Regions from separate parts of the Homo sapiens genome. Here region 2 is linked to region 1. A link is an interaction called in ENCODE POLR2A ChIA-PET data of the cell type or tissue named here. Cell type or tissue: Panc1. All regions are shown on one strand. Links, peaks and the distances in the headings refer to the core of each region. The heading gives the core; the rest is flanking DNA.

The links. Peaks named below come from ENCODE experiments on the same cell type or tissue, not always from the same donor. Only the 100,000 strongest peaks of a DNase experiment are listed, where the experiment ranks them.
Region 2: POLR2A ChIA-PET joins it to region 1 with 6 read pairs; 3 of 35 experiments call an interaction of 5 or more read pairs at or near these places.

The regions. Positions count from the first base shown.
Region 1 is chr9:16,579,325-16,586,994 of GRCh38, forward strand. BNC2 (basonuclin zinc finger protein 2) reads right to left here. Exons shown (of 7, transcript NM_017637.6): 4 at 3,659-3,761. Among named protein-coding and RNA genes, the nearest start is that of BNC2-AS1, 140 kb to the right of the region's middle. In Panc1, for the core only: no CTCF peak of the experiment used is centred there; no DNase peak of the experiment used is centred there.
Region 2 is chr9:16,647,127-16,654,796 of GRCh38, forward strand. The region is part of intron 3 of BNC2 (basonuclin zinc finger protein 2); the gene reads right to left. Among named protein-coding and RNA genes, the nearest start is that of BNC2-AS1, 76 kb to the right of the region's middle. RefSeq lists an enhancer at 6,148-6,648. In Panc1, for the core only: no CTCF peak of the experiment used is centred there; no DNase peak of the experiment used is centred there; H3K4me3 peaks cover 764 bases; H3K27ac peaks cover 2,984 bases.

The DNA.
Region 1 (7,670 bases), core at 1,183-6,182:
CAGATTGGAATGTGGTGGCATGATCTCAGCTCACTGCAGCCTTGACCTCTTAGGCTCAATCAAACCTCCCACCCCAGCCTTCAAAGTAGTTGGGACCGAGAGCACACGCAAACACACCGGACTAATTTTTGTACTTTTTGTAGAGACAAGATTTTGCCATGTTGCCCAGGTTGGTCTTGAACTCCTGGGCTCAAGCGATCCACCTGTCTCAACCTCGCAAAGTGCTGGGAATACAGGCTGTCAGACACACCACACCCAGCTTTTAATTTTTTAGAAACACATTTCTAAAGATTTTTGTAAAGTAGTTAACGTCAACAACTTACGCAGCTTTAGTAAGCAATCTGTAAGTCAACAGAGAGAATGTGCGTGTGTTTCTGTGTGTGTACATATACAGAGACACACATATGTGCATATATATGGTAGATAATGACCCATGAAATCCAACATCTTAGGAATGAACTGAAAATGCTGTTAACAAGGATAATTTATTCAAGAAAGGAGGTCAACAAATTTCTAAAAATCTGTTTTAGAGAGAATACATGATTTTGGCATTTGGTTATTTTTTAGCAGCAGATATTAAAAATTTTTTTATTGACATAATGACAGGTAGAATGCATTCAGTGCTACCATGAAACCATTCTGGGCAATGTATCTTGGTAGTTTTGTTGCTGTTCCATGCATTTCAGAGGAAAATTACACACTAGAAAACCCAAGTCACTTCCTCATTGCCCCACACCCAGGACACTGCACAGTATAAGGCAGCCGGAAAGAATGCTGTGTTTCACCTCTGAGCAGAAGTCATTGGAGACACGATTTCAGGGTTTCTGTGCAGAGAGAGGGAATGAAGCAATTAGTTGTAATGCTAGGGGCAAAAAGAGTGGGTGCTGTCATCCCACTGCCAACTCCAAGGCTAGAGGCCAACCCCTCACTGCTGTATTTGGCCTCATGAATGGGGAGAGTGTGGGATTCACATGCTTGGGTGTATGCATTTTGAGCTGTATACAGATATCTCCCTGTTGTGGGAAAAAAGAGGTCAAGGTGATAATTGTAAAGGAAAGAATTAGAATACATTTTGCTAAGGTCTGAGAAACACCAAAATTAATATCCTAGAAACATAGAATTTTTAATGGTACAGTAGAAAAAGCACAGTCTGGTGTAACAAAAACATCTTATTCAAGTTGGGTGAAAAATGACATTCTTCAGAAAGTCCTCGAAACAATCACTGGCCAGGAATAATTTATGTTGTTCAAGAAGGAAAAAACATTGCTTTTTCCTTTACATTACTAATGTAATATGCACATGGACATTAAATAGATAAAACAAACTGGTGACACAGTTAACTTTTATACTCCAAGGCTACCATAGTAGATAGATAATGATAATACAAGATGGCTTTGGCAAAAATGAGAGCGAATAAATGAAACGCCTTTGTTCAACGACTGGCCTCCCCTTTAGTGCTCATCTACTGTCCATTTTACTTTTAATATGTATTAGTTAGAAAGGCTTCATATATTTTCTCTTTAATTTTCATAATAAGACTGTAAAGTAGGAACTATTAATCCTATTTTACAGGCAAGAAAACTGAAGTCCAGCAATATTAACATGTCATGAGGTGACAGAGCCAGGATTTGACCTCAGAACAGTCTACAACCAAACTGCCTCCAATATTCATATGGTTCTGATGAGTTTAGGATATAAGCTCTGTACCTATTACCCAGCAAAACCAATACTTCTTCAGAGAAAAAAAGGATATTTGGGAACTGTTATGGGCTTGTGTTCTCCCAAAATTACTATGTTGAAGTCATAACCCCTACTACCTCAGAATGTGACTATATTTGAATATAGGGTATTTAAAGAGGTGATTAAGTTAAAATGAGGCCCTTAGGGTGGGCCCTAATCCAATCTGACTGGTGTCCTTATTAGAGGAAATCTGGATGCACAAGAAGACACCAGTGCTGGGCACAGTGGCTCACACCTATAATCCCAGCACTCTGGGAGGCCGAGGCTGGCAGATCATGAGGTCGGGAGTTCGAGACCAGCCTGGCCAACCTGGTGAAAACCCGTCTCTACTAAAAATACAAAAATTAGCTGGGTGTGGTGGCGCATGCCTGTAATCCCAGCTACTCAGAAGGCTGAGGAAGGAGAACCGCTTGAACCCGGGAGTTGGAGGTTGCAGACACCAGGGCATGCTCCCACAGAGGAGAGACCATGTAAAGGTGACCATCTACAAATGAGGAGGAGAAGCCTCAGAATGAAACCAACCCTGCCAACACTTTGATCTTGGAATTCTAGCCTCCAGAGCTTTGAGGATATAAATTTCTGCTCTCTAAGCCACCCAGCCTGTGGCATTTTGTTATGGCAGCCCTAGCAAACTAATATATGAAGAGAGACGAAATCATTGAATGTAGTAACATAAAGAGACTGCAGAAGTAAATGCAGCTCATCTGTTGTTCAAGACTGGACTGAGACCTGTTGCTGATTTGGGCCTTGTTAATAAAGCAGGAAAGCGCTCTATCCCTGTGGGCATGAAGGACTGCAGGATTGTGGCTGCATGGTGGAAACATACCCCTTCCCGGGTATTCCTCTCAGAGTACTCTCTCTCACAGAAACATGGCTGAAATGTCCCCGCAACTCCATCACACACGCCCTCACAAGCAAGGTACATGATAAATTAAAAGCATTTCGAGGCATGGCCCAGTGTTGTTACCTCAGATGTTGCTAGAATAACATGACATTTATAAAAATACAACCCACTGGATGTTTGGCACTGCTTGGGAATGAAGAATATGTCCACTTAAGAGGCAATACCCGGGGCTGTCAAAAAATCTCAAGCCAGGATTTCTTTTTATAAACATTACCTATCTTTTTAAATTCTACAGTCTGGGAGGTGGAAAAAAAAACGTCTGCTTATTTCCAAGTCTCCTTTTACTTAAACAGAATAAACATAAACCATACACAGGAATATGCTGAACGCTCGGTCAGGGCACACTGACAGAACGGCTCTGTGCACCTGGCAAAAACCCTCAACACTCATATCCTTCGCGTGGGGTCTCCCCACCCCAGCACACACCTACACAGAGCTCACACTCTACCTACGTCGACCACCTCCAATCCCCATGCACACTGAAAGGGAGTATTTACAGGTTATATTTTCAGATACCAGCCAAATAATGTTCCCGTTCACTCTCTCGTCCACCTGAGACCATACAACATTTAACATCTAGAAGGATAAGCTCAGCCCCGAGCACATACGACAAGGGTGAGCAGTCATCGAGGAGTTCTCAAGCAAGGAGGATTTGCCAGCTTCCCTCTGAGGTCCAGGCCCTGAAAGGCCAACTGTGGTATGTTTGAGTTTCCATCAGGCCTGGTGCTTGCTGGCTGCGCCCATGCTCAGTAAGAACTTCACAGCCCAACTGTCCTATAAACATCTTGGCCTTCTGCTGAGAGCTGCTCGCCTAGCTCCTTGGAGCTGAGAATATGCTGTTTTAGAGCCGCAGGCTGAATCTTAACTAACACTTGGAGCACAGCTGACCTCTCTCTTCTCCAGGCCAGTGACTCCTCTAAACAGACACACACACACACACACACACACACACACACACACACACACGAACATGAACATAATAAGAACGGGAAGAAAAGCCCAGATTTTCCTCACCATGTGCCACCCAGCCATGTTTACACTGATCACAAGTCCTCAGGTTAATCTTCCCTGGCTGAAAACATTCACATGTGCAGTTTACCAGTGTGCAACGGATGGCCTGAAAAATAAAGGAGGAAAAAAAGGTCAGCATCTGTTCAAAGATACTATACTCTTTTCACCATTTCAATAAATATTGCCCACTTCTATTTTTAAAGATTTTATGATGGTAGGGGCCTGGAGAGTTTTAAAAATAAATTTAGATATCACCAAAATCTCTTATTAAAAAAGGTAAAGAAAACAAAAGCTCATTCACTAATACAATGTTTTAGGTCATTCACAGTAACCTTTAAATTACAAACTTAGAATAAAAATAAAGGATTACATATTCGATAAGATACCGGATTTACGACATCACAAATCCAAAAAAGAAAAAAGTATATTGCTGCTAATATATATTTCCACTTAAATTTCTCTACTTGTCAATAAAGCAAAAAATACACTGTAACAAAATAATATTCAAGTGAAATGTTTGTGAAAGTAAAATATGGCACACAAATATTATTATTAGAATATTACTTTTCTTCTGCTGAATTTCAATTAAATGTTGTGCTAAACTCTCAAATATATTTTAAAGACACTCCTGTGCTCAATAAGACCTAACATATTTCTATTATTATTTAATCACATCCCAATTCCTTGAATATTTTTTATTCTATTTTCGTTCCTGTTTTGAAAAATAAAAAACAATCCTCCTCTTATTTCAACAGTGACATAAGAAAGAAAATAAGTTTAAATTTTGGTTTCAGATCAGACATGGAACAGAAAAAATCATTTATGTGAATATTTTATATCTGGAACAGTACACCTGTATTGCAGAAAACTGAAAAACACACTTAAAAATCTTTCATTTCCTTATAACCACTTTAAAAAACCATCTCACCAGTTAATATTATAAAATGAATCCATAGAAAATTAGCATAAATGGAGTGTAACTTTTTATGAATAAAAACCTATGTTTAAGAATAGTGCTAAAGCTGACCTAAGCTCCCGGACTACAGTTAATAAATTTATCTCATACAGTTAATTCTAATTTGCATAGAAATTCTGAAGACAGAAGGGATTTAGTCTGATCATTCGCAGATTAACAATCTACTGTAACTACTTGAACTGCCAGGAAAAGATCTCTCTGCAGATTTAGATGCAATCAATGATTACTGATTCTGGGGTGGAGGGGTGGGCATGGGGATACCTGAAACTGCAGCTCTGTGCCTGAAAGCCATGCTCACTCACACAGCTCCAGATGCTCATATTTCTGGAACCATTAGGATTTTTATAGAAACTGTCTCATTTGTAACAGGCAGTATTTTGGATATTGTTAACATGACTGGGACAAATTCCATTCACAGAGAATAAGACTGAGCAGGCTTTTACCATTCCCTATGCTTTAGATCAGGCAAGTGTAAAATATTTCTCTTCCATTAATTAATATTAAATCTATGGATCCCTATTGGTTTCAGATGTTGGAGTCCTCACTGTAGACTCCATTCATACTTCACCCCCATCTTTAATTTGTGCTTCAATTTAGCACTAGGGAAATATTTAATTGTATAATCTCCCTGATATTTCAGGATCTCTCTTCCAAACATGGTCCAATTGTAGCTAGGTTGTAAACTTTGTTGTATATAGAAGTGATTAATTTGTAGACTATAAGGAGAAACGTTTCTTCCAGAAGTTCTTAAATTTCAATAATTTGTTAACTGAGAAATATATCAGAACATCCCAAGTCAGAAATAGTTTATTTAAATAACATGTTCATTAGTTAATGAACTCAAAACTTGATTGTACTGTGACCAAAATAAAAAGAGCTTAGAGGACAGCATTTCCACTAAAAACAAGAACTTTACAAATTATCTAATTATAAATTCAGATACGGGAACTATGTTGACATTAAAACATTCATATAATTTGAAGTGCAATAATAAAAGCTTTCATAAATGCTTTAAAAAAAATAGCTCTGCTTTACCGAAATCAAGGGAGGGCCAATAAAATGAGATGGTATTTCAAGGACAGTTAATATAAACTCCAGCACAAAAGACACAAATATTTAAATCATTAATTTGATAATATTTAATTATTTTATAAAAATATCCTAATTTTGTATTGTCTTTAAAGCACACTTTCATCAACTTTAATTACAGCCATATTTAAGACGAGAACAAATTAACAGACTGTGGATTTGATTTATTTTTATGTGTATTTATTTTTTTTACTGGTTGAATCATTCATTCACTTACTCTGAACAAGTTTATGATTCAAATATTTTGTCTTCCTAAATAACTTTACACATTTGGTACATTCGGGAATTCAACTTTTTAGATCATTATTCCTTTTTATGAATTCTATTCTTTTTGTACCTAAACATGCAAACACTGGAACACCTCAACTCCTTTTGTATATAAACACTTAAGCACTAGAATATCCATTTTGTATATCTATGAATTCCAGAAGGTCTATTTGTTTTAAATTCAGATTTATATAGACTACAATTTTCCCTTAAGAGAATTATATATATTTAAACAATATGGTCTAAATAAATATTTTGAGTAAGAGACTATTGCCGCTTCAAAGGAAGTTTTATTCTAAATAACATTTTTGAAACAGCATAAAACTTTGACATACTATTTATTCACAACAAAATAGAACCAACGTGATCACTGGCCAACTCACCCACACGCAAATAACATAAGTTATCATAAAACTATCAAAACCAGTTAAGCCTCAAAAATGTACATGCATTACAAGGAGACAGTTGGGAAGAGTCGAAATGAATATGCTTTCATTCTTGTGAGCATGTTCACAGCTGCCTCCATTCAGCTCATGTCTGAGTGCCTCCAACCCTCTTCTGGGCACTCGGGACAAGACCAAGCTGTTATATTCTGTGAACTACACACTTTGAAAATGCAGGTATGCAGAAAGGAGCAGAGAGTTCAGTCAGAGTGTTCCCACCTATCTATGCAGAGATTAGTATTCAGGTCTGGGTAAAGCAGGCCTCCAGGACCCAGCCTAACAAGGGTGCCAGGGTGCCTTGTAATTCTTTCCTCAATTTCCATTATTGGAAACTGTCTGCTCTTTTCTTTATACCTGCATTTTCAAAGTTTGTCGTTCACAGAATGTACCACATACAGCTTGGTCTTGTTCCGAGTGCCCAGAAGAGGGTTGGAGGCTCTCAGACATGAGCTGAATGGAGGCAGCAGTGAAGATGATCAGCATATCCCAACTCCCCAAGAACAACCATAACAACAACCATACATTTTCTTAAGTCTGCACCTTATTGAAAGTAATTATTCCTTCTGCTTACCTTTACCATTGACTTCTTGAAAGAGAAATCCATGCACCCAGCAACCAGTGCTCCCACTTCCTCACCACCACCTACATTTTAACTCTACAATCCAGATTCTGCCCCACACGTGCCTGAAACTGTCTCTCTGAGAGGCAATGTTCTCATCCCATCTGGTCCTTTTTTCTAGTCTCCTTGTCCTCCCAGACTGTGATGCAGCTTGCTGCACTAACTCTCCTTCATTCCTGGGCTGTAGAGACTGACTATCCTAGTTTTTCTGGCATCAACTGCTCTCTCCTCTCTCTCTCTCTCTCTCCACTGTAAATAAATACAGGTGTTTCCCATGGCCAAGCTCTTCATTCTTTAATTTGGCAACTTCACGCCCTCCTACAGCTTCAAATATCACCACTAAGCAAAAACCGTCACTGTGGAGCCAGGCACTGCCTCTTAAGTGGTGGGAAGTGGATGGCAGTGTCCCTGTGATCAAGGACTTGATAGTTTGGGGTTTGGGGGCAGTGAGTTTAGAGGAGAGACCCTAACTAAGAACATAAATGAAACCCTTACACAGATTGGAGGACTATCTCCTATGCATTATTCCTCCTCTACCAAACCTCAGGATTTTAATTTATTTATTTACAATAGTAAATTATTACCTGTTATAATAATAGCTAGATGTATTGAATATCTTCC
Region 2 (7,670 bases), core at 1,360-6,359, 68 kb after region 1:
AGCAAACATCTACATATGGTTGTGTTTTCCTGATGTCTATCAGCCCTTCTTTGTTGAGATTTGGGCACAGCACATGTTCCAATTAACTCCACTCTTTGTTGCAACTTGCTGACTCGGGTGTCCCTTGCCAAAAAGGGGTAGGTGGTAGGTTACATAACAAGGATTGGGGTGGAATCTTATGTCAAGTCTGCACAGAGAATTGGCGGAATGTGTGTGGTACGGGTGGGGGCCGGTAGAAGGTAGAAAGAAAAAGGGAGACCACAGGAAGAATAACATCCTTAGACAGACTTTGACAGAGGCCGACCTGGTTAGCTATGTGGCTCAGGGAAAGGAGGTCAAAGGGTAGCCAAATGGAAGATAATGAATGGTCAATGCATAGAATGCAGAGAGAGTTTTTCTATTACACAATCATTTTTCCCCTAGGGTGACGCTTCTGGGAAAAGTGTAAGATGACAATGACTTTATGAAGAAGCTTGATCCAAGTGCAACCATGATGAGATTTTTGAGAATGAGGGAGAGAGAGGGTTTATCAGGTTAAAGGATAAAGTAGCCTTCAACAGAATTTTTCAAGTAAAATATAAGAGATTCATCAATATGTGTATTCCCATCAATTTAGTAAGTACAATACTGCTCACTAGAAAATAAATATTAAATATGATCCTCTTAGGCAGGTTTAATAAAGGTATCTTATACATTTAGATCAATATGCTATTCCAGTTCACTTGTGGATTAGCTAGTCTATTCCACTGCCATGAACTATATTTCTAATCTTATTCAACCATCTCCCAATTTTGAAAAATTTTATACATTAACAAAAATGAATTCCCACCACCAGAAAAAATTAAGTGACAGAAACTAAATACTAAAAGGCAATCACTGTAAAGTATCTCTGAGACTGGTCCCTTTGAAGACAAAATTACAGAGAGTCACCAATGTACGCAATAAAATATGTGTGTGTGTGTGTTTAAAAAAAGACATATGAAGTTTCTCAGCACTAAGCAACAAACATGGGCAAACATAAAAATTATTCACTAGAGAGATAAATGCTCTGCTGCTAATGTGAAGATTTCCTAGATGAGGCAGATGCTATGAAAAACGAAAACTGCTCCACTACTGGAATTATCATCACAGTTACTACTGCCATACACTTGGCTGTTTTTAACTAAAACTATATGGTTCAGAGATTCTTTGGGTTTCTATTTAAGACAGTAGAACATCAGGACACCAAGCTCTGAGGAGAAATGACAGAGGGCTAAATAAGGACTGCATGGTGATAGCAGTGATTGAGAACACATCCAGGTTCTATTAGCCAAGTCAAGAGAGATGTGTGTAATGCTGGAAAGCAGCTTAAAAACACAATTCTGAACATGGAATTCCTTTGGCTTCCTCGAAGACTAAGGACCTGGGAGAGGTGTCACAAGACAAACACTATTCACTGTGCCGAATGCAAAGTAATGAGGACAGAACTTATCATGACATGTTTAATAACATAATTTTGCTAAGGCGAACTAAGGGGTGGTTAATGAGGCTCCATCAAATAAGTTATGGAAATTGTGTCACCTGCAAACCACAAACTATCACATTAGTTAAGAGAAACATTTGACAAGCAGTTTCCAGTCTCTTGACCAATTCCACATTAGACAATCTTGCAAATGACATAATTAACACAGCTTACTTAACTCATCTCCATTTGCAATTCATTAGGAATAGTTTTTTAGCAGAATTATGCCCTCTAAAGGTGACCATGCACATAAGGGCAGTGAACAAGTATGAGGTACTCAAACTATGATAAAAATATAGTTTGAGTCAATCACTTTGAGTTAAAACCAATGATATCTTTATGTGCTAAAATAGCATAACGACTTAGTCGCCTTAGACTCTGTATGAAAGACAAAAACATAGAAGAAGTGTATCTTTGATATGTAAGTGTGTGAATGCATATATCATCCCATGCTTTGTACACTACTGGGATATCAAATGATTTCTACAAAAATCTGTGCGCACATCAAGTGAAAGAGAATGAGCCTGACTAACACAGAATTTCCAAAGGTCTTCCAGGACGGACTCACGGGCCCCAGCACACCCACTGCATCTTGGAGTTGCAAAGCAGTGTGTGCTATCCACCTGAACCACCCAGTGTTTTGAGAGGCCAGTGGTCTGCAGCTGACCAATTCTTTAAGAACCATTAGTTTTGAACAAGACTTTCCCAGAGTCCTTGAGAAGAGAAGACCTGGAAGACTGCTTTCTCAGACCCTTATAAATCACAAGGGAGAATCAAGTCCACTGGCGACAGATCTTTCTTTCCATAAGCCTAATGCTTTTCTTATGAACTATCACTAAACTCAGAGGAAAAGTAGGAGCACTGGTGCACAAGAGCTTACAATTAGAGACAGAAAAGGGAAGTATGGGAGAGGGAAAAGCATATTCTGTCTTCCTTTGTTTTGTGTTGTTTAGGGATTAAAAAACCATCAGTGACTACAAGCTTGAAAAGCCACTTCTACAGGCCTCTGTTTCTTTTAATCTTAAAATCTTATTTTATGTTCAAGTGGCACAATCTATAAGAGAAAGGCATCTATTTCTGATGTATAAATTATGAATTAGCCAAAATTTTGTTCCAGATGATACGTCAATAAACTTCATTTGTTTGAGAGGCCAATGCTATAGAATCATAAATAATATAGCACAAACTTTGGCTCAGCCTATACTAACATGCCAAGATCATTCGCTCAGTAGTAAACTTCAGAGGTACCCCAAAGAACAGAGCTATGGAGACACAGAGGCCTTCATAAATCTTCTGTAATCTTGCATTTTCAAAGTGTGGGCTAGGGGAACATTAAATTCTCACCCACAGTTTCCAAAATGGAGACACCGAAGAGGTTCATCCAATCTGATAAGCTTAGACCTGCAGTCAGCACTCAACCCTGGGTGCATGGCAGAGGAAGGCAAAGACCAAGAAAGCAAAAATGGAGATAAATGCACAGTTGGTTTCAAAAGGACTCTGCCCTGAATACGGAATATTAAAGGCATAATGTCATTCACAAGACACAGGAACTCTTTAAAATTCAAAACAATATTGACTGTCTGCAGGTATTCTTAAACGGAATTTTACTTGTCGACCATTTTTAATAAGGAACAGAGGGCATAAATAGGACCATTCCATTTAAATTAGATGTATTTTTAAATTGAAAGTGCATTGTGTCTCAGTGTAGGCAGGACTGAGCTCAACTGGTTAGGGCATCACTGATGTGTTCATGCCTTAGTGGTAAAATATTCTGTTTTTACCTATTCTTTAAAGAAAATTAAAGCCTTTTCAGTTCTTCATTCTTCCCTGTACACTCAAGGTAATTCCCGTCTGACATATGAATAACAGAGTCCACCAAACTGCCTGGCTGTTTTCACAGTAGAAAAGATTATTTCAAAATTTTTTTTTATTTTTTTTACACAGTAGACTAATTACTCACTGATTTGTGTTTATAAATAATGGCATTTCAGACCAAAGTCTGACTTCTATAAATATGTAATACAGCTTTAACTGGATTATATATAGGTAAATGTAGTATTATGCAGTATAGCATAATCAATTGCATTCAGAAAAGGGAAATATCTTATAGAAGCTTCTAGCTCAAAATATATTGCAGCTTCCAGGTAGCAAAAAAATTATTCACAAAGCTATGCCTTTTCCAATCCTAAGTGTCGCCTACTTTCCAAACTTTTAGAAAATTATAGGTCCACAAAGTTATGTTTGTGTAAGTTTTGTAAATATTGACATGTGCTATACGTAATGCAAAATATTTTTCACTTCTAAAAATTAATTTTATCTTGCTTTTCTTTCTAGTCAGATAACTCTTTAAAAACAACCATTTCTATATGCCTCGGTTTCCTCACCAGAAAGGATAGTAACTGTTTACCCTAAGATGCCACCCACTCATCCTATTCCACAGGGATATTTTAAGGATTAATGAAAAAATAAAGGTAAAGTGTTGTAAGCTATGCAAAAAAGAAGGCTTGAATACAGAAACAATGGTCATCTTAAGCTATACTTTCAAAAGAGACCGTTACGATGTTGTAACTATATCTACCTGTTCCTTTTCCAAGCTATCAGGTAGATATTACATCATGTATATTTCAAAATGAGAATCTGTTTATTCAATTGATGACTTCAATCAGTAAAAGAAAAACAAGTAACTTAAAAAGCCTATCATCTTAACCTTAGATTTCAGCTATAAGCAAAATCAGACCCACTTTACATTTCCCTTTATTACTCTGACAGATTCTAAATGCATCTTTACTTTACTATTACTTCAAATGATTCATATTACAAGATTTTGTCACAGAACTGGGGAAAACAATACAGGGTTTGGGTTTCTTACCCTCCACCAGTCACTTGTCCTAGAAGCTAAACAAAACTCCCAGCTCTGGCTGATCATGGCTGGGAGCTCATTAGGCTGTTCCTCACGTTAAATTACTGAAAAGGGTGATGTATTTATAATACAGCTTGCGATGCTATAAAATGGCTCATCAATCTGTTTTATTCATGGAAAGTCCACATAAGGCCACTAGTCTGTTACTGGCAATAAACCTTGGGTGCGTCTTCAAAAGACCTGCATATGAGATAGTGATTTATGTCTCTGTCCAAGAAATCAAACATGATACTAACAAGGCAAGGGATAACTCAACTGACACTTTCAAAAGCAATATAATTTCAGTAGTAAATCAAGTGACTATAACATATACGGAGAAGAGAGAAAGACGATTAGCATGTATATATTAAAATAAAAAATAGAGTGTTAAGAAATACCAATCCTGAGTGTTCAGATCTTAAACCATTCCTAATCTATTCTATGCATTATTTTTCTTAGATGGTATTTCTTACACAGCATATGTGTTCCTCAGCTCCCATTTTATAAGTGGAATATCCTTTTGTAAAGACATTGATATATCCTAAATAGTTTGCTTATTTTGTTAATACCCAAAGGCAGACTTGTTCAGCTGTTTCTAACCTCAAAATGTAAATCTGTTTTGGATGAGACATAAAGACCCAACAAAGAGAAACAAGAAATATTTAGAATCAACATAAGAAACCAAAATAATTAATTGAGTCATTGTTTTCAGATAATAGCACTTTTATTAGAATTTTTTTTCTCTCAGGAGTCTGCAAAACTCAATACTACACAGAGATCTCATACTATAAAAACAAGTAAAAACTAACTATAAAACAAATGTTTTTTTTTAACCATTGGGTTTTCTTTTAGGTTGCCAAACCAGTCACTTAAACAAATAGGATGAATGTGAAAATGGAGATGTAGAAAATAATGGGGCTTTTCACGAAAGTGAATGCCTTACTTGTTATTTTTATCTTCAGTGGTCTACTTTTTGAAAAATTCACTTTAATAAAAGATTTAAAGTGAATTATACAAATGTAATATAGTATTACACACATTGAACCTGTCTGCATTATTTTACTTGAAAAAGAGAAACCTCGTTTTTAAAGGAGAGGTTTTTACACCCTAAGTGCACATGATATCATCACTTTTCTTCCCCATCAGTGTGCCTCATATTTTCCTTCGGGCAAATCTGAAATCTACTGGAGTTTTTCCTCATGGACAGCTCAATCTTATGGACAGAAGTTGTGCATGCAACAACATTCCTAAAAGTGAAAGGGAGAAAGGCATCCTCCCTGTTATTGTTAGTCAAAATAAAACACTCAGCTTCAGCAAAGAGTAACTGAAACACCTTCTACTTGGAGGCAAGCATTTCTGGCAAACCGAAGTCTTGACACACCAAGCCCAACAGGAGATAGGGTATACTTCCTCAAGGGCACCCTGTGGGCCCTACTCCCTAATGGTTTACGGGATCAAGTTTTGAACTCTTGATTTCAAAATGTTGGCGGTTATATGTTTCTATTTATATTAGATGATCTCCAAATTACAAACTAGTATTTTTAGTTTAAAATTACCTGATTTTCAGAATAAATGAATTTTTTAAATGCTGCAAAATGACTTAAGAGTACAGTGAATTTTAAGACTATAAAGAGACCTGCAGATTCATATGGACAAATGGGTCTGTGTAGTTTTACTGTTAAACAACTTTTAAAATAACTGCAGATCAATTAAGTGTGACAGTTGATTACTCTTCCCCATCTCACCAAAGCTTTTGAAATAGAGAAGAGGGGAAACACACGCACTCACAAATGTAAGTGCCCACACACAGAAATCTCCCCTTCGATATGTACAAACAGAAAATAAACTATCTCCTCTTGCCGCCTTAAATACAAAATGCACACATATACACCATTGCCCAGACATCCTTCAGTTTATCTCACGGACAAATGAAATAAAAAGGGCTTCTTTTTGTGTGTTTTAAGACACACACAAAAAAGCACACACGCTCCCTCCAAGAATCCTGCCTCCAATTTTCTGTCACAAGGAGCACTCTGGGGGCCTGGCGGGGGAAGTGTTTGGGAAACAGAAGGAGCCGTTTCAGCAGGCATCGGTTTCTCTCTGTGCCTGTGAAGTGGACATTGGCATATCTTGCCTAGGCTGCTCCTGTGGGGTTCATCTGGTCGGCAGGGTGGGGAATAGTTGTCTGCACCATACCAAGGTCAGCCTGCTAGGTCTGACAGTCTCTGTCTCTGTACAAAGAAAAGAATCAATACTTTTGGACTACGGCTGTGCCCTCAGTGTAAAACAACAAACATGCAGCGTCTGACATGTTTCTAGGTGATTTGTGGCAGAACCTCTTGTCTGATCTGTATCCAGGAGCTGCTGTGTTACTGCTCTTTGCTTTTCGCCTCCCCCACTCCTTCCTCGGCCCCCCTCCTGCCTGCCCCAGCTCTGTGATGTCTAATACTTTACTCAGGTACAGAGGCGGGTGTTCTACCCTACAGCTACTTGTCACTCAATAAATCACACCTACAAGCGCAGTCTGCACAGAGTGATCTGGGCTTTAACAAAGGATCAGAGGGACAAAGTGCAGGCAAGATGCTGTAATTATAGCAAAAATAAAACATTCAGAGAGAGGGACAAAAGCACAGGCTCTTAGGCAACTACAGTAGAAATTGTATTTTTTGTCCTCTCTTTTGGTTTCACTCTCTTAATGCACTCCTCCCATCTTTCCTCTGCCGAACCCCAACACCATTTATTTTTGTTGTTCTTGCTCATTTTCATTCTAACTAGAGTTCAGGGCATAACATAAGCATTATTAAAGAGTCCATTAAAATAAACAATGCTCATCTCAGATGTTAAAATGTACGTAAGTTGTGCTAATGAAAGAGAGGCACTTTTAATAATTACCTTTACTATCTTCAGTTTATATCCTTATCTAAAATATTTGCGCATGCAGGTCCCAAATCCTCCTGAAACAGACCAAAACATAACAACAGTACCAAAAGACAGCTATTAATTATGACTTGAACTTAATTATTTGAACAGCCATTAAACAATTTAACTTACACAAAAACACACTTGTTTTGTCTGAGTTAATTTGTGTAGATATACTTCTTCAGTAAAATATTAACATATAGGTTGCTCAATTTGCTTTGGAACAATTTTATACTAGATCTGTTCTTTTTTACCCATCCCCCATGCCCCCAAATTTATTTTCCAGAGCCTGAACCATTAGCCAAGTCAGATAAGAAGGTTTTGGACAGTGTATTCTGTTCTAAATATTTT